Linked DNA regions of Mus musculus: region 1 is linked to region 2. Evidence: chromatin loops called from intact Hi-C (ENCODE). Cell type or tissue: gastrocnemius. All regions are shown on one strand. Links, peaks and the distances in the headings refer to the core of each region. The heading gives the core; the rest is flanking DNA.

The links. Peaks named below come from ENCODE experiments on the same cell type or tissue, not always from the same donor. Only the 100,000 strongest peaks of a DNase experiment are listed, where the experiment ranks them.
Region 1: it touches region 2 in a loop (3-fold over the local background); 11 of 42 quality-filtered maps call a loop at or near these places.

Annotation. Positions count from the first base shown.
Region 1 is chr6:73,149,601-73,157,600 of GRCm38, reverse strand. Dnah6 (dynein, axonemal, heavy chain 6) reads left to right here. Exons shown (of 77, transcript NM_001164669.1): 21 at 1,141-1,260; 22 at 2,166-2,346; 23 at 4,836-4,932; 24 at 5,891-6,110. Among named protein-coding and RNA genes, the nearest start is that of Gm24533, 12 kb to the right of the region's middle. In gastrocnemius, for the core only: no CTCF peak of the experiment used is centred there; a DNase peak (open chromatin) is centred at 3,722.
Region 2 is chr6:73,219,147-73,235,351 of GRCm38, reverse strand. It overlaps Gm40377 (a long non-coding RNA gene), which reads right to left and starts at 12,555. Exons shown (of 3, transcript XR_869180.3): 1 at 12,250-12,555; 2 at 11,122-11,199; 3 at 9,518-9,621. It overlaps Dnah6 (dynein, axonemal, heavy chain 6), which reads left to right and starts at 13,721. Exons shown (of 77, transcript NM_001164669.1): 1 at 13,721-13,793. In gastrocnemius, for the core only: a CTCF peak has its summit at 7,329 (motif pointing right); no DNase peak of the experiment used is centred there; H3K27ac peaks cover 758 bases.

The DNA.
Region 1 (8,000 bases), core at 1-8,000, 75 kb after region 2:
AACTTCAAACACAGCAAGATAACAGGAGCGAGCAGTTCGAGTGCACAGCAGGCTGAGAAGTTAAACTCGATGTTGTCTGTTCAGGTGGATAAAATCTAACCCGTATACTTTGAGCATTAAGTCACTTAAAATCTAAAGGCAAAGGGAAGGGGTCCCACAGCCCAACTTAAAAGACAAAGCCATAGTATAAGAATGGCCACAAGACAGAAATATAGATGGAATTGTTGGTAGAGGGCAAATCAGACATCATTCTATGAATGCTGGTGAACAAGGCAAGTTAAGGGCCGGTTGGCGGGGCTGCAATGAACGACTCAATGTTTCAGACCAACACATTTTTTTAGATTGGCATGTTTTATGAGGGATGCTGTTGTGTGTGGGGAGCAGTCGGGAGGAAGGTGCTGTGAACGCTTCCTCCAGAGGATTCAGCTTCGTCTTTTGACAGATGAAAGCCCACCAGAGTAACTACATTGTATAAAGGGGGTGCCAGTCGCCTAATGTTGAGGGCAAGAGAAGAACATTAAACTAATCAAACATATGCCATTAATGACTGCAGAATCCGGGGCTCAGAGATGGCTTCGTCAGTAAACATTTGCTATACCAGCTTTAAGACCTGACTTCAAGTCCCGCCACTCACACTTTAGAAAGCTGGGATGGAGCAGGGAGGTGATGCGTGCTCACAATCCTAGCACTAAAGAGTCAGAGACGTGTGCATCTCTGGGGCTCACTGACCATCCAGTCTAAGCAGAGTCCTGGGTCCCACTGGGGGATGCTGTCTCAAAACGGAAGTGAGGAACATCATCCTAGGTTGACCTCTGGGCTCCACATGCATGTGCATTTATGAGCATGCGAATTCCTATGCATACAAGGGCACAGGCATGCATGCACTCACGTGCGCGCACACACACACACACACACACACACAGTCTCTTAGTTAAGTGTCCCCTAGTGACCTTTGAGAGAATACACAGGGTTGTAAGCACAGTGAAAGAACAAGCTTTGCAGTTGTCTGTGTAGGAAGCTGTAGGTGGGCCTATAGTACTTGTTCAGATGAGTTATCCTTAAACGGGCCCTTGGAATTGCAAATACCTTGAGCTCAAGGACTCATGCGTCTGCCTGTGTCCTGGCCTCTTCTCCCTGAAGGTCCTACTTGATGATAGCACCATCAACATTGCAACCATTGCCTCATCCCGGTATGTGGGTCCCCTGAAGTCTCGAGTGGATGACTGGCAGAAACAGCTTTCCTTATTTAATCAAACACTGGTAAGTAGGGGCAGTTTCAGCTCCTGGACTCTGATTTGGAGAGCCACAAAGCCTTCGGAAATACTGATTCTGTGGGGCGAGGGACGCAGCTCAGAGGTAGAAGGATTGACCAACATGTACAAAGTTCTGGGTTTGCTCCACAACACCATTATATGTGTGCATATATGTATGTGTGTGAATGCACACACACACATATTGTTGTTTTAATATATAATTCAGAAGTATAGGATTTAATTGTTGACATTATGTTCAGAATGAGAAGAAAGCACACATGTATTTGGCTGTTTACATCATACTGTCACTTTTATCATCATTGGTAAATTATTTTGATAGGCGAAAAAATATCACAAAATTAGAGTTATACATTTGTTAGCAACATAATTATTAGTTAGGTACAATACATCTGGAGTCCCATAGTTGTGTGGGTTAGGAAGTGATCCTGGCTTGTACTGGGTTCCTCTGCTCAGGGAATCCCATAGCTGTGCTATTCCTAAGATATGGCAATCTGGATAACTCCTCACTAAGACTCTCTCCCTGGGTGGTCCTAGGCTGGGCTTGTATGTGTTTAGGAGTCATCATGAACCTGTAGCCCACCTGCCTTTCAAACTTCTGCAGGAGATCATCTTGCCTCCCAACAGAATGCTTCCTCTACACATTTAATCATGAGTCATGGGACCCCTCTGGCTTTCCACACAGCTGACTCGTAATCATCTTCAGTGGAAAGAGAGGGTGGATGGAGTCAGGCTGGACAGAATCTTGGGCTCTTTTAAGAAATTTTGTTTCGAAGAACTTATGGGGCCTCTCCCAAGGAAAAGATGTAGTAATTCCCAAAGCCACAATCTCCAGTCTAACCAGTGATTATCCAGTTGGAAGCTCCAGGTTGACAGTCCCATGTTTTTCTCCAGGAAGAGTGGCTGAACTGTCAGAGAAACTGGCTCTACCTAGAAAGCATCTTTAATGCCCCAGACATTCAGAGGCAGCTGCCTGCAGAAGCCAAGATGTTCCTTCAGGTGGATAAGTCATGGAAGGAAATCATGAGGAAGGTCAACCGGCTGCCTAACGCGCTCCGGGCTGCGACTCAGCCAGGTAGAAACCCCAAGGCAAACAAGTAGAACAGGGAGGCTCCCTGCTTGTCCGACATGTGCATCACCTCTAAAGATCTCACTGGCCAGTTTCGGCTTGTTCACTAGAACGAATTAAAAATATTACCACTTATGCACCTGGCAGTGGTGGACAGACACACCCTTGATCCCAGCACACAGGAGACAGAGGCAGACAGATCTTTGTATGACCAGCCTGATCTACAGAGCAAGTTCCAGGATAGCCAGGACTACACTATTATATATATATAATTTCCACTTGTTGCAATTCAAGTAACAGATCGAAATTGTTTTAAAGATTTTTTCCTAGCATATAGTAATTATACATAATGACGAGTTACACTATGGCACTTTCATGCATGCATGTCATGTATTTTATCATATTCATATTCAGCCCCACTGCCCTCTCTGGTCTTCATCCCACTTCTGCTGATCCCCCTCCAGTCCCCTCCCACTCCCATGTCTTTGTGTGTGTGAACCGACGAGTTCAGTGTTGTTTACAGGATAGCGGCTGTCTTGCTGGTGGCTGCACCACTGGAGATGTCATGTCCTCCCACAGCATCGGGGTTGGAATGTTTTAACAGTGTATACTCACTGAGGTTTACACTCTATACCAAAGCCTTGGACAGCTGGCTTGTCCTATGGCTAATGGCAGCGTGTGACTCTGATGGGCCATAGTCTCAGACACCGTCCCTGCCTCAAAAAGGCAACTTTGTGAGCTATGTTCATTGCCCAGAGATTCTTACAGAATTTATCAGTTGATAAATGGAAATAGTCTTTTGAAATAAAAAAGAATATGATTCCAAAATACATCTGGCCTTAAAGACTTCAAATAAATTAGTATACACCTGTAATAAATCTGATTCCAGCTGATGATAAAGCCATGGAAAATATTAAAGTAGAATAAGGGAGTGTCTATGGGCTAGTATGTGTGTGTGTATGTGTTTGCATGCATAAAAGCATGCATGTAGTGCCCACGTGTGTGTGTGTGTGTGTGTGTGTGTGTGTATGTATGTGTGCATGTGTAAATGTGTGTATGCATATATCTGTGCATGAATGTGCGTGTGTATGTATGTGTGTATGTGTGTATATGTGCATTCATGTCTGTATGCATACATATATTAAAATGGCTTTTGAGCAGAAACTTTCAGGAAAGAGTGAGTAAAAGTTTCTGTGGCTCAGAAGGAGAATTGTTGATGGCAGAGGGAAGAATAAAGAATGATGTGAGGTCCCTAAGATACACACATGCTTAGAAAGTTGCCAGATGGAGTCCCATCTGGGCTGGAGTGGAGTGCTTGGAGATTGAGTCTTGCTTAGGACACAAGGCTAAGACCAGTGTGTGTAAGTAGGTGGCTGGCCACTAGATGGCGCTGTTGACTATATAGGGTCTCAGAAGACACTGATCTGGGATTTGAGTCTTGGGCAGGTAGGAAAGCAGGCAATGTGATCAGTATCAAAGGTACAAAGATGAAGAGTCATGAAGGCCACTGCCTAAGGAGTTCCAGTTTAATAATGAAGAATAATAGCCATCACCACACCTAGCACTTAACCATGACAGAAAACATGCCAATAAGAAGCTGACAAGGAGGGGCTGGAGAAATGGGTTAGTGTTAAAAGCACTAACTGTTCTTCCAGAAGAATGGGGTTCAAATCCTAGCACCCACATGGCAGCTCACAACTGTCTATAACTCCAAGATCTGACACCTTCACACAGACACACATGCAGGCAAAACACCAATGCTCAGAAAATTTAAAGATAAATAAGTAAATTAGTTAACATTTTATAAAAGGAGAGTGGCAAAGAATAGGGATGTTCTAGACGCTGGCTCACGGCCCCCTAAAAGCAGAGGATGCCTGCCAAAATTATTTTAAATTAAAAGCACTGTTCTAGCGAGGTAAATATTAGAAGATTACAATCAACTAAGTGTAATAATTCTTGGGCTGGGAGATGGTTTAGCAGTTAAAGTAATGGCCACACAAGTAAGAAGGCTGGAGTTCAGGCCCCCAGAACCTGCTCAGATACAGGGTGATGGTTGTGGCTCACACGCCATCCATCCCTGGATGCATTATAAAACCTGAAGGCAGAGACAGGGAATACCCAGAGTGAGCTAAGTGAGTCAAGATGGGAACTCTGGGTTTGGCTGAGAGACCCTGCCTCAAAAAAAGGGTAAAGGAACCATCAAGGAAGAGTCTTCATATCAGTGCCAGGCCTTGACTACACAGACACGTGCATAACTGCAGACACACACCCACACACATATACATGTGCTCCTGCAAACATGTATACATACCACATACATGAAAAGAAGAATTTTTTTAAAAAAACTAAGCTTCTCTAACAGTACTCCCATTTTATTATTCACTATTCTACCAAACAAAACAAAGACTTTTAAAATGCTAATATCTTTTGCTTTCATTTGAAATCATATTCTCTATTTTAATACAATTTGGCCAACTTTTTTTTTTTTAATATAGGACTTCTGGAGACTTTTCAAAACAATAACGCATTACTTGACCAAATTCAGAAATGTCTGGAGGCATATTTAGAGTCAAAGAGAGTTATCTTCCCAAGGTAAGTTAAAAGACAACAACAGCAACCTGAGATGTCTTGTTGGGGAGCAGATCGAATGGGGATGCAGATCACACCCTCAGACAGCAGAGACCTGGACAGGAGAGGAGGATACCCATGCTCCCATCCCTGCAGACTTGCTTCAGACCTGTTGGGCAAATACTGAGCTTTGATAACACTCGGAGTGGAGGAGAGCAAAGTTGTCTCTCCTGGAGAGTACAGGGGACCCACAGAACATCACTTCCCACATCCTCAGCTCTGCAGCGTCTCCAGCCTTAACTCTTCTATTCCCTGTGTTTAGTGGGGGGTCCTGGAGTCTGCACCCCTCTCACCATGAGTCCCTGTGAAGCCTGGCAACTCACCTTGCAGTGTTGGCATGATTTGGAAATCTAGAGTTTCAGACAAACCCAGGACTGAAACAATTGCATTTTTAAGGCACACTTGCATCACGTGACCCTGAGTGTGGTCAGGTACAGACAAGCTCATTCTTTACCCATTTTGCTTAAAATGACACAGAAACACATAAAAGATGCCTTATTTCTAAGTATGGCCACGGTACGGTTGGAAATGGTATGTTTGCAGAATCATATTCTGTCACTTTTAAGGGCCCAGCAACTATCTTCAATGGTTAGTGTGCCCATCTGCCCATCAACTCTTCAATGGTTAGTGTGGCTCAAGGCCTAGGAAGACCAGCAGGCAAACCATTGTAACAAGACCCACTGTTATTGATAATTCTTGGAAAAATCCTTTCTGTTGTAGCTACTGGGCCTAGGTGTTTGAGATACATCATTAAAAACCTTTACAAGAACTTCTTTAGGGATACGTGGCCTGCTCCTGATCCCCAAACAAGTGTGATTAGAGGCCCGGGGCGTCCTCCTGGCAGCACCTCGTCTCTTACGGCTACCCAAGGCTGGGCATCGGTCAAGTCAGGCTTCATGTTAAAGTGCCTTTACCTTGGCAGGTTTTACTTCTTGTCAAATGATGAGCTCCTGGAGATTTTGGCCCAGACACGCAATCCGCAAGCCGTGCAGCCTCACCTAAGGAAATGCTTCGACTCCATTTCAAAGCTCGAGTTTGCCCTCATGCCTCCTACAGAAGGGAAAATACCCGGCATGGATACTGAGCCAGAAAAGGTCTTCACCAACGACATCTTGGCAATGCTGTCACCTGAGGGGGAACGGGTAAGGTGCTTTAGATTAATAGTTCCCTGTAGATGAACATGATTACATGTCTGGGACCCGGGGTACAGGTCTCTCATTCTCACCCTGCGCTTGCCAGAGACTCTGCTAGCCCAGCAGTTTTGAGGATAGCTGAGATAAAACTCTCACCCTCAAGGAGCCGGAAATCTAATGGAGAAATTGTCCAGCGACTAGAAGTCACCATGATAATTGCAATGGATGGTCTGTTTGGGGAGTGAACTGGCAAGAAGCAATCAAGGATTAGCCAGCTTTGCAAAGAGGAACAGTGGCTGGCCAAGCGTGCCAGGCCTTTGCCAGGATACCCGGATCAAAATTCATCATCCTCTAATGGCTTCCACAAAATGGAATCACTAGCAGGGTGACAGGGACCTTCAGTTGTATGTAAATGACTTAATGAGCTCTGCGTGAGAGTTTGTTACTTCATCTCCTCTAGAGCTGTGTAGCGCCAGCCTATGGAGAACACCCACTGAGACAATCAAGTATAGGCAGACTGAAGAGCACAGAGGACACACACACGTATACACACATACATACATACATATTTACGTAGACACATAGATGCACACATGCATGCATGTATCATTGCTGGTGCTGAAGGGAAAAAATAAGAGAATTAAGGATAGAACATTGAGAAAACATGAAAATTCAAAGGCAGGTGAGAAAGGTGGTTAGGGGAATCCCAAACAAGCAGATATCCGAGTTATTAGAAATCAAGAAAGAAGCATGAGAAGTGTGGGGGTTAATGTGTCCTGTGTCTGTCCGCTCCTGGCTCTGCACTTTCCCTTAGCAAGCAAGCAGGAGAGCAGGTGTAGGGCTATGAGAAGCCGAGGGACCCCCGCTCCAGGGGTCGGAGAGCGCAGTCTGGGATCCCCAGGGACTGCCAGAGCCCTCTCAGGAATCTCCTGGGACTGTGGACTGTGCAGAGGCCCTAGTCATCTGGTTCTTGGGCACGCAGACGACAGAAGAGCTGAGAACAGAGTGGGGACCTGCGGGGTGGATCTAACCTGGGGCCGAAGGGGAAAACAGAGGAACTCCGGCTGGGTCCCCCAGGAAAGAGAGTCCTTGGCTTGTTTCGGTGGGCAGCTTGGCTTGGTGGAGGCCATGGCTGGGAGCACTGAGAGGCCTTCTGTGGGAGACTAGCTGCGGCTCTTTAAATGAAGGCCCGCTCCATGAAAAGAGACAGTCCATGCTTTTAAAGCATTTATTGTCATGGCAGAGAATGGTGATGAGTGAAACAGTACCCCACTTTCTCAGGGCGGACCTGAGGTTAAATATCTTTTGCAGGGAGGAGTGTCTGGGAATGGGAGCTTAATTGGCTAAGCCCTTCAGACCTTTAGGTCCTCATTAAAATGGAGATCGGTCTTGAGGCTATGTGATCTGTGGTCATGTCCTCCACCTATGGAGGGGTTTGGGGCATTGCCCTTAGGTGACTGACTGATGGCCACAGAATTATGGAGAGCTGCAGCCTCGTGTCAGGGTCCTGGTGTCCAGGAGCATGGCAAAACTCCTACCATCCCTTGCAGGGTCACCTGGGTTTCAAACCTAGCTCAGCCAGAAACCAGACTGCCTTTCACGGTCCCACAGAGAAGTGCCGAGATGTTGACTGCACCTTTCAGCTGTGGAGACATGTGACTAATGAGAGCAGAGCTACAGCAATGCTCAGGGTCCACTTCAGACTACAGCACTGTGATATGGGAAATGATTAAAGAAATCCATGGGCTCTGTGGGGGACCTTTCAAGGAGCTAGCCCTAAGAGCATGCTTCGACTAGAAAGCCCCAAAGGGCTGGGTTATATGCTGTGATGTCAAAGGCCTCCCTGTTTACAAGGCTCCGGATTTAGTTATAGAAATACAACAGGTGGATAGTTTGCAA
Region 2 (16,205 bases), core at 3,218-11,217:
TCCTGCCCTGCAGAACCCGTTTGACTGACTGAGTTGGCTTGGTCAACTCAGCTGTTTCCCTTCATGCCCAGAGCTGGTCTTAGACTAACATCTGTTCATCCCACTAGATAGGCATCCTCTGTGGGACTTTCTACACTAGACAACTCCTTTCTTGCCATCTATGGGATATTATAATTCAGGCTGTGCAAAACATATTCCTGGCTTTCTCCACGGACCCTGACCTCTGGATTTATATTTCTATGAGATGGAAACAAAAACTTGGAAGTGTTTGCCATACCATCTTCTTTAAATCTTCACTCACAGGTCAGGTGTGGCGCTGCATGTCTGTAATTCCAGAACTTGGGAAACTGAGGCAGGAAGATTATGAGTTTAAGGGTTATATAGGAAGAAGCCCTTCCCCACTTCTCTGTTTGTTTCTTACACACACACACACACACACACACACACACACACACACACACATCAGTCATTGAAGGACAAAATGTTTGAGCGGCTGAAGTTTTTAAAAAGAGGTTAAAGTTGGCCTGATTGCAGAATACCTGTCACCCAGTGAGCATGAGGTGGGGAGTGAGGTCCAGAATGCCTCACAAAATGAGCATAAAAAAAAAAAAAAAAAAGTTGGCAAAGAAAAAGGCCAGAGCACACACAGCCAAGACTGATTAAAACTGGCTGAAACCATTGGCAGAGGCACTGTAGAGCAGCTGAAGGTGACCTATGCCTCCCCGGGACATTAAGAAACACAAACCTATGTGGAGATTTAAGTGGCTGATGAGACAAGTGATTAATGAAGTTATATGTAGACAAGACAGCTCATGCTCAGAAAAGCCCACACTATGCAAATGAGCTCCGAAGCACAAAATATGTTACATAAAGCGTAATCTAATTCTTCATTCCGTGGAGCTATTTGGGCGAGTGAACTCACTCTCTTTCCTCTGCCCATTTCCTCTCTTGCAATACATTGTCTTTCTTTTTCTATTTTTTCCCCCAAAAATATGGAGTTTATTTTGTGCAGACCAATTTCTCTTGGGCATGGAATTTGCCCTAGAGTGTAGTTACCACTCCATTTGAGTGACTGACTTTTCCCTTGTCAGAAGGCATCAGCTGCAAGTAGCTTCTTGGTTAGGGGTGGGATTTTGTGTCCCCTTAATCTTCTCAGTGCTGGGATTTTTTTATTGGATATTTTCTTTATTTGCATTTCAAATGTTATCCCTTTCCCGGTTTCCCCCCTCCCGGAAACCCCCTATCCCATCCTCCCTCTCTCTGCTTCTATGAGGGTATTCCTCTACCCACCCACCCACCCACCCACCCACCCACTCCTACCTCCCTGCCCTCAATTCCCCTACACTGGGGCATCTATCGAGCCTTCATAGGACCAAGGACCTCTCCTCCCATTGGGACATGGCAAGGCCATCCTCTGCAGGGTATGCAGCTGGAGCCATGTGTATTCCTTTGTTGATGGCTTAGTCCCTGGGAGCTCTTGGGGACTGGTTGGTTGATATTGTTGATATTGTTGTTCTTCCTATGAGGTTGCAATCCCCTTTAACTCCTTTGGATCTTTCTCTAGAACCTCTACTAGGGACCCCGAGCTCAGTCCAGTGGTTTTCTGTGAGCATCCGTCTTTGTATTTGTAAGGCTCTGGCAGGGCCTCTCAGGAGACAGCCACATCAGGCTCATTTCAACATGCACTTCTTGGCATCCATAATAGTGTCTGGGTTTGGTGACTGTATATGGGATTTTTCTATTTTTTAAGGAAAGATTTAATGTTTAATTTTTAATTACATGTGTATGTGTGCTCATAAATGCAATGCCCGTGTAAGCCATTAGGGGGCAGTGGATCTCTGAAACTGTAGTTAAAGGCAGATTATGAGTCTCCCAAAGTGGGTGCTAAGAAACAGACTAGGGTCTTCTGTTAACCGCTGAACCATCTATCCAGCCCCAGTACATCCTTTCTCAACGGCTTGCCTTACGTTGTCTGCTAAGTGGAGATAACAAAGCAATCACTAAGGTATAGCTGAAGAGAAGGTCTTTATTGTAGATAAGAGAGAGAGTACAGGCAGAGGCATCTGGAAGAGTCCAGAGCAGGGAAGGAAAATATAGACTGAACTGGCCATGAAAGGAGAGACAAGAAGGGAGAGACGGCAGAGCGAGAGAAGAGAGAGGGCAAAGGAGACTGAGAGAGAGGACCAAGAGAGGAAGGAGCCAAGAGCAGAGAACCGAGAGAATGCACAGCCTAAATGGAAGTTATATAGGAAAGAGAAGCTTCGGAATGAAGCCCCTGGGCGGAGAGGTTTAGGGTAGGGGGCGGGGTCAGGAGAGCTGAGAACCCACAGGTACTGCTTGAGCCTGGACAGCCAGCGTTAGCTTTAGTGTGCTAATTAGGCACCATGGATAGCCTTTTGTTCGGATAACCAACCCTTGGGCTGAGGCAGGAAGGTCGCAGATTCAAAGCCAGTCTGAGACTCTGTTTCAAATCAAACTTTTGTTTCGTTTGTTTGTTTGAAGTTAAATCTGTGACTTTTACCTATCAGTACTAGCTTTGGGTGAGAAAGTATGAAGTTCTTCGCCCTAATAGCTGTCAGTTATCACCTCTCATGACCTCAAATGACCTCTTCTTTCCCATTAGTTCTCATACAACTCTGTTCCTCAAGCTTTCCCAAAATATCTTAATACTTTCACAACTCTGTGCCGATAAGTATAAAATAATAAGGGCATCAGTGCCTTTAGAGGCCACCAGTAAATAGCAAGGTGCCGAGGTAAATTTGTCACCAGCCCCACCCATCCCAGATCCACTGGCTGCTAAGTTGCCTGCCGCGTTGTTCTACCTCAAGTGGCTGGGATCCAACTGCCCCAATTCCAACTGCTGCTGCCTGGATCCGGTTAGATCCGGTTAGAGAGAGGAAGGGGACATCTGCCTTACCTCCCAGGGCAGAAATGGCAGGGCAAACGCCTTCTGCAAAGAGAGGCACCAAGGTCAAAATGGAGCAAAATTATGTTGTTTGCTGGTTAATGGCTAACTAGCTTGCCCCTTTATTGTCCACAAAACTTGGCGACCTCCTAGGTCTACGTGGCTGTTGACCTTTCCCACGGCAAGGAGGGAGGGGTTTTCTTTCACTGTAAACACAGTTGACAAATAAAACACTGAGCGGACTGGAGAGGCGTGTACTGAAAGGAAGCTGTTCTGTACGTAACCACCTTAGCGGGGATGAGAATATTCCAAAGAGACGCTTGCTTTTGATCTTCTTTGCCTACCAGAGTAGACAAGTGGCCCCCAGGAAATTGGCATTTCTCATGGAATCTAATGCTGGAAGAGGGAGAAGGCTGAAGGCAGCCAGAGAGGGAGCCTGTCTCCCAGAAAGAGTTTTCATTGGGTTCAGACTTAAGACTGCCGTGCAGGAGAGCCCGGAGCCCAGACAGTGCCGGTGGAATCGCACCTTGGCCAGGAAGGCTTAGCCATACACACCTCTGGCTTCCCACTGGAAGCCAAGCCTCTTGTTGAAACCCTGAGTATGGACTTGGGGAGTCCTGGACTTCTCTCTCTCTTCTCTCCAGTGCAGCCACATTGAGTAAATCTCACCTTTCTAGTGTTTTGCATTGCTTGTTTATTTAAGTGACCTATCCAAGATGGATGGTCAAGTCTAGCTTGCTAGGGCTTCCCAGGGTCTGTACCCTGACACTAACCAGCCCACAAGAAAACAAATCTATGGAGTGCTTGCTGGTCTCCATGGTTCTGAGGGAGCTTAATGATCAGAAGCCATTCAACAAACACCCAGCAGGGCCCTCTGCCCTCTGCTGTTGAAGACCAAACCAGCTGTGAACAGGTATGTAAACAAAGTGGCACACTGACCCAATAAAACTTTATTTATAAAACCAGGTAGCAATCTGAATTCAACCCAGAGTATACAGTTAGCTGACCTGTGCTGTGTGCTACATATATGGACAAGATATTGTATATATACAGATTCTATATTACACTGTTTGAACAGACTAGACACTATATAGCCTGTGTTTTATACGTTTGCCTGGACAGTATACCATTCTTTTGAACAAAATGAGGTAATGTATATCTGTGACCCATGTTTCATTAATTGTATTTAACACACTATTCATTCAAAACAGATAGCTTTACCTCGTTACCTTATCGGTTATATCAATCTATATTATATTTTATTTGAACACACCCTCTTTAAAAAGCTAAGAACAAGTTCCTTATAAAAAAATATCCTTGTGCCTTTGATCAAATGGTTTTAAAAGCCAATGAACATCTGTTGCCCTTGTAGGCCAGAAAAGGAGTCAGAGTCCCCTGGCATTGGAGTTGCAGGTGGTTTTGGACTGCTCTGTGGGCGCTGGGACTTGAACCCCTGTCCTCTAAGTGCTCCTCGCAGCTTAGACCTCTCTCCAGATCCATCCCCAGCTTTCAAAATCAACAAATATTGCAAAATTCTCTCAGAGGCACTGTACATCCTGTAGGCAAGAAATTTTGGCCAACTTTAGGTGATTTCAATTCCTAAAGTAAAGGGGCCGGTGAAAACGATGGCACTGGATGTCTCTGAAAGACCCTACACCAGTGGTCCTCAACATTTCTAATGCTGTGACCCTTTAATACAGCTCCTCATGTTGAGGTGACCCCCACCCCCAGCCATAAAATTATTTAAGTGCTACTTCCTAGCTGTAATTCTGCTACTATCATGAATCATAATTTAAATATCTCACATGTAACCCCCTTCCCCCCAAAGGAGTCATGACCCACAGGTTGAGAACCACTGCTTTAAATGAAATGGCCACCCAAAGACGGGGTAGCTACACATGTAGTTCAAATGACCCAAAGGAAGCCAGAGTGGGGTACTGTTGGCAGGCGCAGCAGCCCAAAGACAGGTGATGGAGTGAGATGTTAGGCTAACATATGGAGAGAAGGACTCGCCTGGGACTGGCTAACAGGGAAACTTGCTTAGTTTTAAGGAATGATCATAACATGCAAGGATGTCAGGAGGCATTGAAAGGAAATATGTCAAATAGCCCAAAGAGTTGTTTGTGAGCTTTAAAACCTGGGGCTAAAAAAAATAGCAGAACAGGCCGGGACATGCCCGGGCAGGCCCATCATTACCTGTCCTGACTGGCCTGGTACCTCCCTATCTCCCGCCCTTCTGACAGTCTGTTGATGTTTAAATGGACCAATCATGTGAAACCGCACCAATTCCTCCCCCAGCCCCACCCCTTTTCTATAAAAGTCCCTAGCTTCCAAGCCTCGGGGTCGAAACCACTGTCTCCTGTGTGAGATAAGTTTCGAACCAGAGCTCCGCCATTATGGCTCCACCATGTGGTCGACACCTCTGTCTCCTGCGAGAGATATGTGTCGGCCCGGAGCTCCGTCATTAAACTACCTCATGCTTTTACATCAAGATGGTCGTCTGTTCGTGGTTGTCTGTTCGTGATTCTTGGGTGCGTGCCGAACGACAATTGAGTGGGGGTTTCCCCACTAGGTTCTTTCAGCATGATGTGGCCAATCAGAAAAGAGTAAGCGACAGTAGCAGGGGCAGGAACAGGGACTTTGAGTTTACAGATATGTTATGACATAACAAACATAGAAGAGAATCATTTTTCTTTCTAGAGTTTCTTGTGGCTCCTTGTTACTTTCTATCAGTCAGAAGATTGGTCACCCTCAGTTCTGACAGTCATTTTTATTGTGGAATTACCAGAAAAAAGTTCTGCAAAAGTGTTGTACGTAGACCTAAGACACAGGGTGTTTAGGAGGGTAAAGGCTCAGAGAAGAAATGAGGGAAGAATGCTATTGTCCTCAAATGTGTTAAAGGAGATCGTGAGGATACTGCAGAAGAGAGCTGATGGCTCTGCCACAGACGGGATTTCTTACAGTAAAAGTCTTCTCACAGGGTCATAGAGTAACATACGTTCTGCAGGAGAAACCCAGTCAGGCATGGTGGTGCAGCCTTTAATCTCAGCATTTAGAAGGCAGAAGCAAGCGGATCTCTTGAGTTCAAAGCCAGCCTGGTTACAGAGTTCCAGGATAGCCAAGAAGCTACACAGACAAACACTGTGTTATAAGAAAAAGAGAGGAAGGAAGGAAAGAAGGAAGGAAGGCAGTTGAGGTTTTGTCTTTTGCTATGTGTTGTAATGCTAAATACTGGCCCTCAACGCCTGGTTGCCTCCAGGGATTAGTGAATCCACTAACTAACTTAACTTAAAACTATTGGTTGAATAAAGATGCTGACACCCTATAGCTGGGCAGAAGAGAGGTAGGTGGGGTTTTGGTTCCCTGGCTGGGAGTCTGAGGCAGGAGCCCTGGGAGCAGGGTGGGGATACGGAGAGAGGAGAAGATGCTATGGGGTGGGTGTGTCATGAAAACATGGCCCCAAGGAATGGCCAACTGGAGTTAAGAGCTGCCCAGTTGGAACACAGCAAGTTATAACTCGGGGTTACTGATGGGGAAATAGATTCTAATAGCTCAGAGGGTAGATACCTACCCAGCTCTAGTGCATATAAAGGTTGTGTATCTTTTATCTGAGAACTGAATGATCAAAGGCTGGGTAGAAACCCCTGATTGAGATTAAATATTTGCAACAACAAGAAAGAAAGAGAGAAAGGAAGGGAGGGAGAGAGGAAAGAAGGGAGGGGAGGAAACGCCTACTTGCTGGGCACCACTCCTAACTTGAGTACTCTAGAGACCCTTTGTCCAGGACAGCCCTTAAAACTTAACATGCAGGAATTGCTGCTTTCGAAATGTGGTGCTGGCTGACTCGGGAGTTGGAGGCAGGAAGTTAGAGCCTGTGTATCTAACAAGTTCCAGATGACACAATGCTACTAGCCCGCAAACCACACTGTGAAGATTAAGGACTTAAGCCAGAGGCTCTGGGACTTGATTGCACACTGGAATCCTCTGAAGAAAAGGGGATGTTTCCCTTCCAAAAACTTTTAATTCCCAGAATAGAACTACCCAAGACTGACCATGGTTTATCATATATATATATATATATATATATATATATATGTGTGTGTGTGTGTGTGTGTGTGTGTATATGTATATATGTATATATGTATATATGTATATATGTATATATGTATATATGTATATATGTATATATGTATATATGTATATATGTATATATGTATATATGTATATATGTATATATGTATATATGTATATATGTATATATGTATATATGTATATATGTATATATATATAAACAATGTCTCAACTACAAGAAAATATAGTAATAATTATTGACTTTCATAACTTCTGAGAAACTAATCTCTCAAGTTTTTTACAAGTCTAAGAAACTACTAGAGCCACAATTCCTAACTTATTTTGTAGTATATTCATTTGACCACAAGATGGCGCCAAAGGAACAAACTATGCATCAGGAAACCTTGCAAAGCCGACGCCCCCCCCCCCCCCCCCACACACACACACACACACACAAAGCTAAGAGATAGAGACCACCTTCCCAGGTCTGAGGAAAAATCGATCACAGAGTCCTTTAAGAAGTGATCACATTTATAGAAAACAATATGTATACACAACCGTAAACACAATTTCCAAAGGTCTACAGGACCTGAAATTTAAATTCTCCCTTACCATTATCCATCTATCCTTCTTCATATCTCCTGCTTCATAAAGAAAATAGAACCTGGCCCTACCTAAATCTTCCGATTTGCTCACTTCACCCTCCATCTTCCTCTCACTGTCATAGAACAGACTCGGTTTTTTTTAAGGGGTTTTAAATATTTATTTTGTGTATGTGGTGGCGGAGGTCAGATGACAACTTGCAGAAATCAGCTCTTCCCTTCCACTGTGTGGGTTTGGGGAGTCGAACTTCCGCTGTCAGCTGTGGCAGCAAGCCTGCTTAGCCACTGGACCATCTCTTGGGCCAGATACCATTTCTTTTCATTGAAGGTTAAATTACCCTGTCCCTGATCTGTTCCACCCTGATTTCTGCCAAAGTTTGTACCTTCTTGTGTCAGTTTTACACCCACTCACTTTTCTGATATTTAGAATAGCATAAAGTCTTTATTTTAAAATATAAAAAGCCAAAGGCTATCACACAGATGTATGTCATGAACATTTATGGCTTTCTACCATATACTTTCTGAGTTTATATGAAGTCAGCGCTTATAAAAATGAAGTCATATCTGTGCGTGTGTGTGTGTGTGTGTATGAGTGTGTATGAGTGTGTGTGTGAATGTGTGTGTGTGTGAATGTATGTGTGTGTATGTGAGTGTGTGAGTGTATGTATGTGTGTATGAGTGTGTGTGAATGTATGAGTATGTGTGTGAATGTGAGTGAATGTGTGTGTGTATGTGTATGTGAGTGTGTGTGAGTGTATGTATGAGTGTGTGTGTATGAGTGTGTGTGAATGCGTGAGTATGTGTGTGTGACTGTGTGTGACTGTGTTATGTGTGTGAGTGTGTGTGTGAGTTGTGTGTATGATTGTGTGTGTGAATGTGTATGTGTGTGAATGTATGTGTATGTGAGTGTATGTATGAGTGTGTGTGTTTGAGTGTGTGTGATTGTGTGTGTGAGTGTGTGTATGTGTGTGTGACTGTGTGTGACTGTTATGTGTGTGAGTGTGTGTGTGACTGTGTGTGTGAGTGTGAGTGTGAGTGTGAGTGCATGTGCATGCCACGGGTGGTGTTCCTTAGGCCCTGTTCACCTTGGAGGTCTCTAGTTGGCCTGAGGCTCACTGATTAAGCTGGGGTGGCTGACTAGAGAGCCCCAAGAATCTGCCTGCCTCTGCTTCCCCAACACGAGCGTTACCAGGGTCCCACGTGTGGATTCTAGGCAGCAAACTCAAGTCTTGTTCATGCTTGCAAGGTAAGCACATTACCAGCTGAGATACCACCGGAGCCTCCTAGCCTTTTTCTTTTTTAAAAAGTGCTTTTAGTAATGGTGTCTACTTGTAATTTCTGTTGCGGTAAGTAATGAAATCCTTGGGGAAAGACTACGTGTCTCTCTGACAACTGGGACGATAGACTGTTCCATTTCACAGGTCAAGTAACCCGAGAGAAAAAAACCCACAGGCAGAATGAGAGATTATGGCTACCAAAGAAGGGGAACGTGGGCTGCATCTCTGATGCTGTGGTGGCATATTCTATGTCATTTATTTATGTATTTGCTTATTTATCTGCCTGTGTAACTCTGGATGTCCAGGAACTCACCTTATAGACCAGGCTGTCTCCTGAGTGCTGGGGCTAAATGTCTGTGCCACCGTGCCTGGCTGGCATCTTTTAGTGTTAATAGCAAACAATAGCTGGGCAGGTGCAGTGATCAACAGTGGTCCACACAGTACAGAACACTGCTTCTCTCACAGGTTACTTCTACTCCCCGAGCCTCTTTACAATCTAGCTGTCTTTGGCTAGAATCTGTTTTCTAGTCACACTCTGTGGCTGGAAAAAAAAAAAAAAGGACCCAAAACAACCAAAAAAGCCCATGCAGACCAAAAGCCGCTTTAGGGAAAAACGCATTTATTTGGCTTACACTTCCTGGTCATAGTTCATCATTGAGGGAAGTCAGGGCAGGAACCCAAGCAGGAAATTGAAGCAGAAACCATGGAGGAGCACTGCCTGCTGGCTTGCTCAGGCTCATGTTTAGCTTACATAGCCTGGGACAACCTGCAAAGGGAATGGTGTCACCCACAGTGGCCTTGGCCCTTGTATACCAATTAACAATCAAAACATTCTTTCCACAGGCATGCCCACAGTCTAGTTTGATCTGGGTAGTTACTCAATTGAGACTGCCTTCTAAGATGACTGCGTCAGGTGGCTCTGCCAAGTTGACAGTTAAAACTAACTCGGACATTCTGGGTGTTTTTCAAAATCGCAATTAACTACTCAATAAGAAAGCCAGTTTGGGAGTAGGGAGAAATGAGGAAATGTTGATCAAGGGGTACTTAGGCTGTCCCTAGCTCTGAGAAATAAGGTCTGGTGTTGTGATGGTTTGTATATCCTTGGACCAGGGAGTGGCACCATCTGAAGGTGTGGCCTTGTTGGAATAGGTGTGACCTGGTTGGAATGGGTGTGTCACTGTGGGTGTGGGTATAAGATCCTCACCCTAGTTGCCTGGAAGTCAGTCTTCCACTAGCAGCCTTTGGATGAAGACATAGAACTCTCAGCTCCTCCTGTGCCATGCCTGCCTGGATACTGCCATGCTCCCACCTTGATGATAATGGACTGAACCTCTGAACCTGTTAGCCAGCCCCAATTAAATGTTGTTTTTTTATAAGACTTGCCTTGGTCATGGTGCCTGTTCACAGCAGTAAAACCCTAACTAAGACAGGTGTTTATTGCATATTTATTGTGTACAGTTTTAAAAGCTGAAAGGAAGCATGGAAAATGTTTACAGATCACAGCAGCTCCTGTCAGGACCCCAGCTGCCATACGCCATGCTCCCGGGTCATCAGCGCATAGATGTTTCTTCTTCTGCCTCTACCATGGTCAAGAAGACACAGCCAGATGTACTTGCCAGGTTTCTTAGGAGCCAACGAAATAGGATTTGAAGAGAAAGATATTGCAGCCAGTGAAGACACTGGGGAAGTGTCTAGCTGCCTGAAAGACAGTCTTCTCCTGGCAGCCTTCGGATCAAGATGCAGAACTAACTCTCAGCTCCTTCTCCAGCACCATATCTGCCTGCATGCTACCATGCATAATTGATAATGGACTAAACCTCTGAAACTGTAAGCCAGTCCCAATTAAATGTTTGCCTTTATAGGAGTTGTCTTGGTCGTGGTGTCTCTTCATATGAATACAGGTGCTAGAGAGATGGCTCTATAGTTAAGAGCACTGGTTGCTCTTCCAGGGGATCCAGGTTCGATTCCCAGCATCCACAAGGCAGCTCATCACCATCTGTAACTCCAATTCCAGAGGATCTGACATCCTCTTCTGCTCTTCAAGGGCACCAGGCAGGCATGAGGGGCACAGACATGCATGAAAGCAAAACTCTCATTCACGTAAAAGAAAATAAAAAATTAAAAAGAATACTTAATTTTCTTCAAAATAATATCAATATATCCTGCCTTTCCTCGCACTCAAATAACATGAATGGACAACACAATTTTTAGGATCATCAGTGTGGCTGGCAACTCATCTCAGAGAGTAAAGGTGTTTGTTACCTACCGAGCCTGGAAACCTGAAGTTTGACGCCAGGACCCACAGAGAAAGGAGAAAACCAGCTCTCCGATGCTGTCCATTGACCTCCACACGTGTGCCATGGCAACACACACAGCCGCAGGAAATAACAAACAAGCAGACGAATAAATAAACAAAATGTTCACTAAGTATCTTTAAAAGAAAGAAAATCCATTGGTGTTAACACATGTTTTTTATTTTAATTATATTTTTATTTAACCCAATTCACTTAAAATATTGTTAGTTCATGTAGTCGATACAAAAATTAGTGAAGTATTTTACATTATTTCCTACATTCTACGTCTTTTTGTTTGTTTTTTTGTTTTATTTGCTACTATTTGTTTTGTTTTATTTTGTTTTGTTTTGTTTTGTTTTGTTTTGTTTTGTTTTGTTGAGGCAGGATTTCTCTGTGTAGCCCTGGCTGTCCTAAAACTTGCTCTAAAGACCAGGTTGGCCTCTGCCTCTGCCTCCCAAGTTCTGGATTTAAAGGCATGCGCCATCACCACCAGGGTTCCAAGTCTTAGAGTATATTTTATCTTGTTGATTTAATTTGAAAGTATATTTTATCTTATTGATTTAGTTTGAGACAGGGTCACAAGTATCTCAGGCTAATGGAATATAATCAACACTGCCCCTAACTTCTGCATTAGCATATTACCTGCAAAGACAAGAAATAAATATCATTTAAAGTGAAGGAAAACCAGTATTTTAAAATTCTAGAAATAGAAACTCAACAACAAATTAAGCTATCCCTACCCTCCTTTAAAAAAAAAATGCCAGCACATTACACATGGTGGCAAGCTGCTTTGAACAAACTGGGAATAAACAGTAGGCCAGGGAGTCCCAGAAAATCCAAGCCAAGAGCCTGGAGGCCAATGATGTCCGGGGACGCTGCCAAATGGGGCAAAGTTGAAATTCCTGTGAGTGCTGAGAGTGGAATGTGACACCTCAGCCTACTGAGGCTTGGGCTTCTCTCTCTCTCTCTCTCTCTCTCTCTCTCTCTCTCTCTCTCCCTCCCTCCCTCCCTCCCTCCCTCCCTCCCTCCTTCTCCCCCTGCGCTTCGCCCTCCCCCACCTCTGATGGTGGTCTTGTGGAAGTTTGAGTACAAAATCCTACCTGCCCGAAGAAGCCCTCTCCAGCACACAGCGTGCAGCCTAAAGTGGAGAACTGAAGGCCTGGGAAGGGACAGCACCCCATATAAGGACATGCGCAGGAAGTCAAAAAGTGGGGAGAGAGGCTGAGAGCCTGAGGCTGTGCGGCTTCCCAAGGATCCAGGGCTGCCCTTTCAATGCTATCCATCCTGCTGCTTGGATGCCTTACTTAGCATGCCTGATGGGTCTTTCCTGTTTATCTTTCTCCTAACATCCGACCTTCGTCATTAAATAAGACCTTTGCTGCTAAATTAGTGTGCACTCATAAAATGTGTCATGTTAAATTTATGAGCTTCTAAAAAGCCAAGTTGCCAAATATATATATATATATATATATATATATATATATATGTATGTATGTATGTGTATGTATGTATGTATGTATGTATGTATATATATATATATATATGTATATATATATATATATATATATATATATAGTGTTTAAACACTCCCCAGGGCCAGTGAGATCGGTCAGCAGTCAAAGGCACCTGCTGCCAGGCGCAATGACCTGACTTTCATCCCCGGCAGCCACATAATGGAAGAACGGATCCGAACTAAATTCTCCTCTGGCTTCCACATACACACTGTAGAACCTACACACACACACACACACACACACACACACACACACACACACACAAGCACTCATGCGCGCACAAAATAAAATGTTTTGTGAAAACTGTAATGTGTTCCCTGAAAACTTCACATGACAAGAGACAAAATGTCAGCCCAATACTCAGGGCGCGTGTGAGGAGAGGTGGGGTAGATTGAGTGGTCTGTAATCTATACTCCAGCTCTGTATAATCTACTTGACGATAGGCGGGCTCAAAGGCGCACTCTGTTTTCTCGGCTTCTGTTAGCGGGTGGCTATCCAAGGCACGGTTAGAAAGCGGAGGAGAAAAAGAACGTAGTTCCAGCAGTGATCACGACATTTTGTAGGTTGAAAAGCAGCCTCTGCCAACCCGGGAAGCAGTTCCCCAAGGTAGGTGAAAGGGCTTCCATAGTTCGCCCAACCTTCGCCTGAGGCTCTTGAATCTTTCACCTCAGCATTTTAAGATGTGGGCGAACGTCAAGTCATACTCAAGCCTCTTGAGAAACAACAGATACCTACAGAAGGTTGGATTGCAGATCATGGATCGTCCAGAAACGAAGGAACACATAAAAAGACGGGACCTCCTATGCCTGCTTGCCCAAGCTGCCTGAGATTTCCATTCTAAAGCAGGAATCCTCCGGGTGGGGCCTGCTCCCTGACAACTAATGACGTCAAATACTCTGGGAACACCGATTGGCTCAATTACTTGGCGCGCTCCAGGAGAGCGAGAGCAGCTCCTCGAGACTGGCTGGCAGCGACTGACCGGCTCCTCCTTAGTGCAGTAAGCGTCCTTGGTGGCCCAGTGGTTGCTAAGCAACGGGAAACATTTTCTCCTGGGACTAGACTTCTGTTCCCAGACCAGGTATTGCTGGGCCTCTGGAGACCCTTCGGGAACGCTGCTGTTGAACCGCTTGGTGAGTCCATTGGAACTGAACTTTGGGCAGAGTCAGACACTCAGCAACCCCTCCCCAGGGATAGAAAGTCTCAGAAAAGATGGATTCAGTGATAGCTTCCTATCCCGGGGGACAGGAAAGCGAGGACTAGAGATGCTAGGCTTGCCCAAGACTACATACTGACTGTTCAAATCTAGACCTGTCCTGTTCATTAGACGCCAGGTATAAATTTACCCGGAAAGATAAGACATAGCCCTGCCTCACACAGCACCGTTATGCGTTGAAATGATAGTTTAAATATTAAGTAGAGCACATCATTAAAGTCAAGACCTTTCGTTTCTCATAGGCTTACTTGAGACGTTAAAATTGCATAAAAGACTTTTGATTTCTATTGGCACTGAGCCAGATTAAAATGTAGGCATGTCCACACCTGATTCAAGATGTTTTGTTTGTTCATTCGTTTGTTCTCTCTCTCTCTCTTTCTCTCTCTCTCTCTCTCTCTCTCTCTCTCTCTCTCTGTGTGTGTGTGTGTGTGTGTGTGTGTGTGTGTATACACCTGTGTGTGCACCTTTGCATATGAATATGGGAGGCTAGAGATTGATACTGGACTGTCTTCTTCAATTGCTTCTCCACCCTGTTTTGAAAAAACAGAGATCTCTCACCGAATCTGAAGTTTGGATAGCTTGGCTTGAAGTCCCTGAGCAGCTGCCAGCCCCTCCTTCCTGCCCCAGCCTACAGCCACCACCATAAATGCCCCCACAGAAACACTCCCCCAAGCAGCTCAACCAAAGCCACTTGTGGCCTGGAAGGCCTTCCCATCCCAAACCATGGACCCAAAGTAGGGAAAGGGGGTTGAAAAGAAAAAAAGCCACCAATCCATGGCTGGCTAGGATTCACCTGTGTGCCTCTACTCCCCTGTGCTTTGGTTACATGCAACACTTCCATGCCTTGCTTTTTACATGGGTGCTAGGGATCCGAACTCAGGTCCTTATGCTTGGTGTCTGTTTGCTGTGTATGTGTGTGTGTGTGTGTGTGTGTGTGTGTGTGTGTGTGTGTACTTGACACAAGCTAGAGTTATTTGGGAAGGACTCCCAACTGAGAAAACACCTTTGTGAAATTGGCCTAAACACTTGTCCGTCCAACATTTTCTTGGTTGATGATTGACGTGGGAAGGTGCAGTCTACCACAGGCTGTGCCACCTTTGAGTAGGTGATCATGGGTTGTATAAGAAAGCAAGCTGAGCAAGCCATGAAGAGCAAGCCACGAAGCAGTGTTCCTCAATGGCCTTTGCTTCAATTTCTGCCTTCGGTCCCTGCCCTGACTTCCCTTCAAGATGGACTACAAGCTGTAACATGAGGCAAACCCTTTCCTCCCCAAGTTGCATGTGGTCAGTGTTTTATCACAGCCATAGAAACACCAAGACACTCGTCTAACAAACAGTTTACAGATGGAGCCATCTCCCCAGACCTCTTACCTGCATCTATAAAACCAAATTCCTGGGGAAACGTTATGTGTACTGGATCTGACAAATGTAGTGCTCAACATCCTTCTCTTTATCCTTCCAAATCCAAGCAGGTGCAGGCCCAGACCAGGGCTTCTTCAAGCCAGGCAAACATCTCAGCTGTTATCCCTCTAGTCCCAGCACTCTGTGGGGAAGAACTCTGACTGGTTTTCTTTGTGGGGGGGGGGGGAATCATGTGAATTCAGTTCTCCCTGGTCCTTAATGCTCCCTCCGCTCCCTCCGTCTCCCCTCAGTTGTCTTGTCCAACCTGACCTGTTATTAGACGCGTTCTCACGACCGGCCAGGAAGAACACCACAGACCAGAATCTTCTGCGGCAAAGCTTTATTTCTTACATCTTCAGGAGCAAGCGTGTAAGAAGCAAGAGAGCAAGAAGCAAGAGAGAGAGAAAACGAAACCCCGTCCCTCTTTAAGGAGAATTCTCCTTCGCCTCGGACGTGTCACTCCCTGATTGGCTGCAGCCCATCGGCCGAGTTGACGTCACGGGGAAGGCAGAGCACAAGTAGTCATAAGATACCCTTGGCACATGCGCAGATTATTTGTTTACCACTTAGAACACAGCTGTCAGCGCCATCTTGTAACGGCGAATGTGGGCGCGGCTCCCAACATCTCCCCCTATCCTTTTAATAAGAGCAAATAGGCCACCCATATTAATGAGAGTGGAGATAGAGGTCAAATCCCCAGTGTGTAGGTAAAGGAGCCATGTACAGGATTAGCTCTTAGGCTCACAGGCTTTTACCCAGAGCAACCCTGACCTGCTCCCGTGTCGTTTTGCCTGGGGGAAGGGAACTAGGACACTGAACCTTCATGAAAGATGACATGTCTCCCTAGAATAGGCTCATATATGCCGCAGAGCCTTTCCATTGCAGTGCTTAGCCTTGCAACTCTCTCGGGCTGCTGAAGCACACTCACT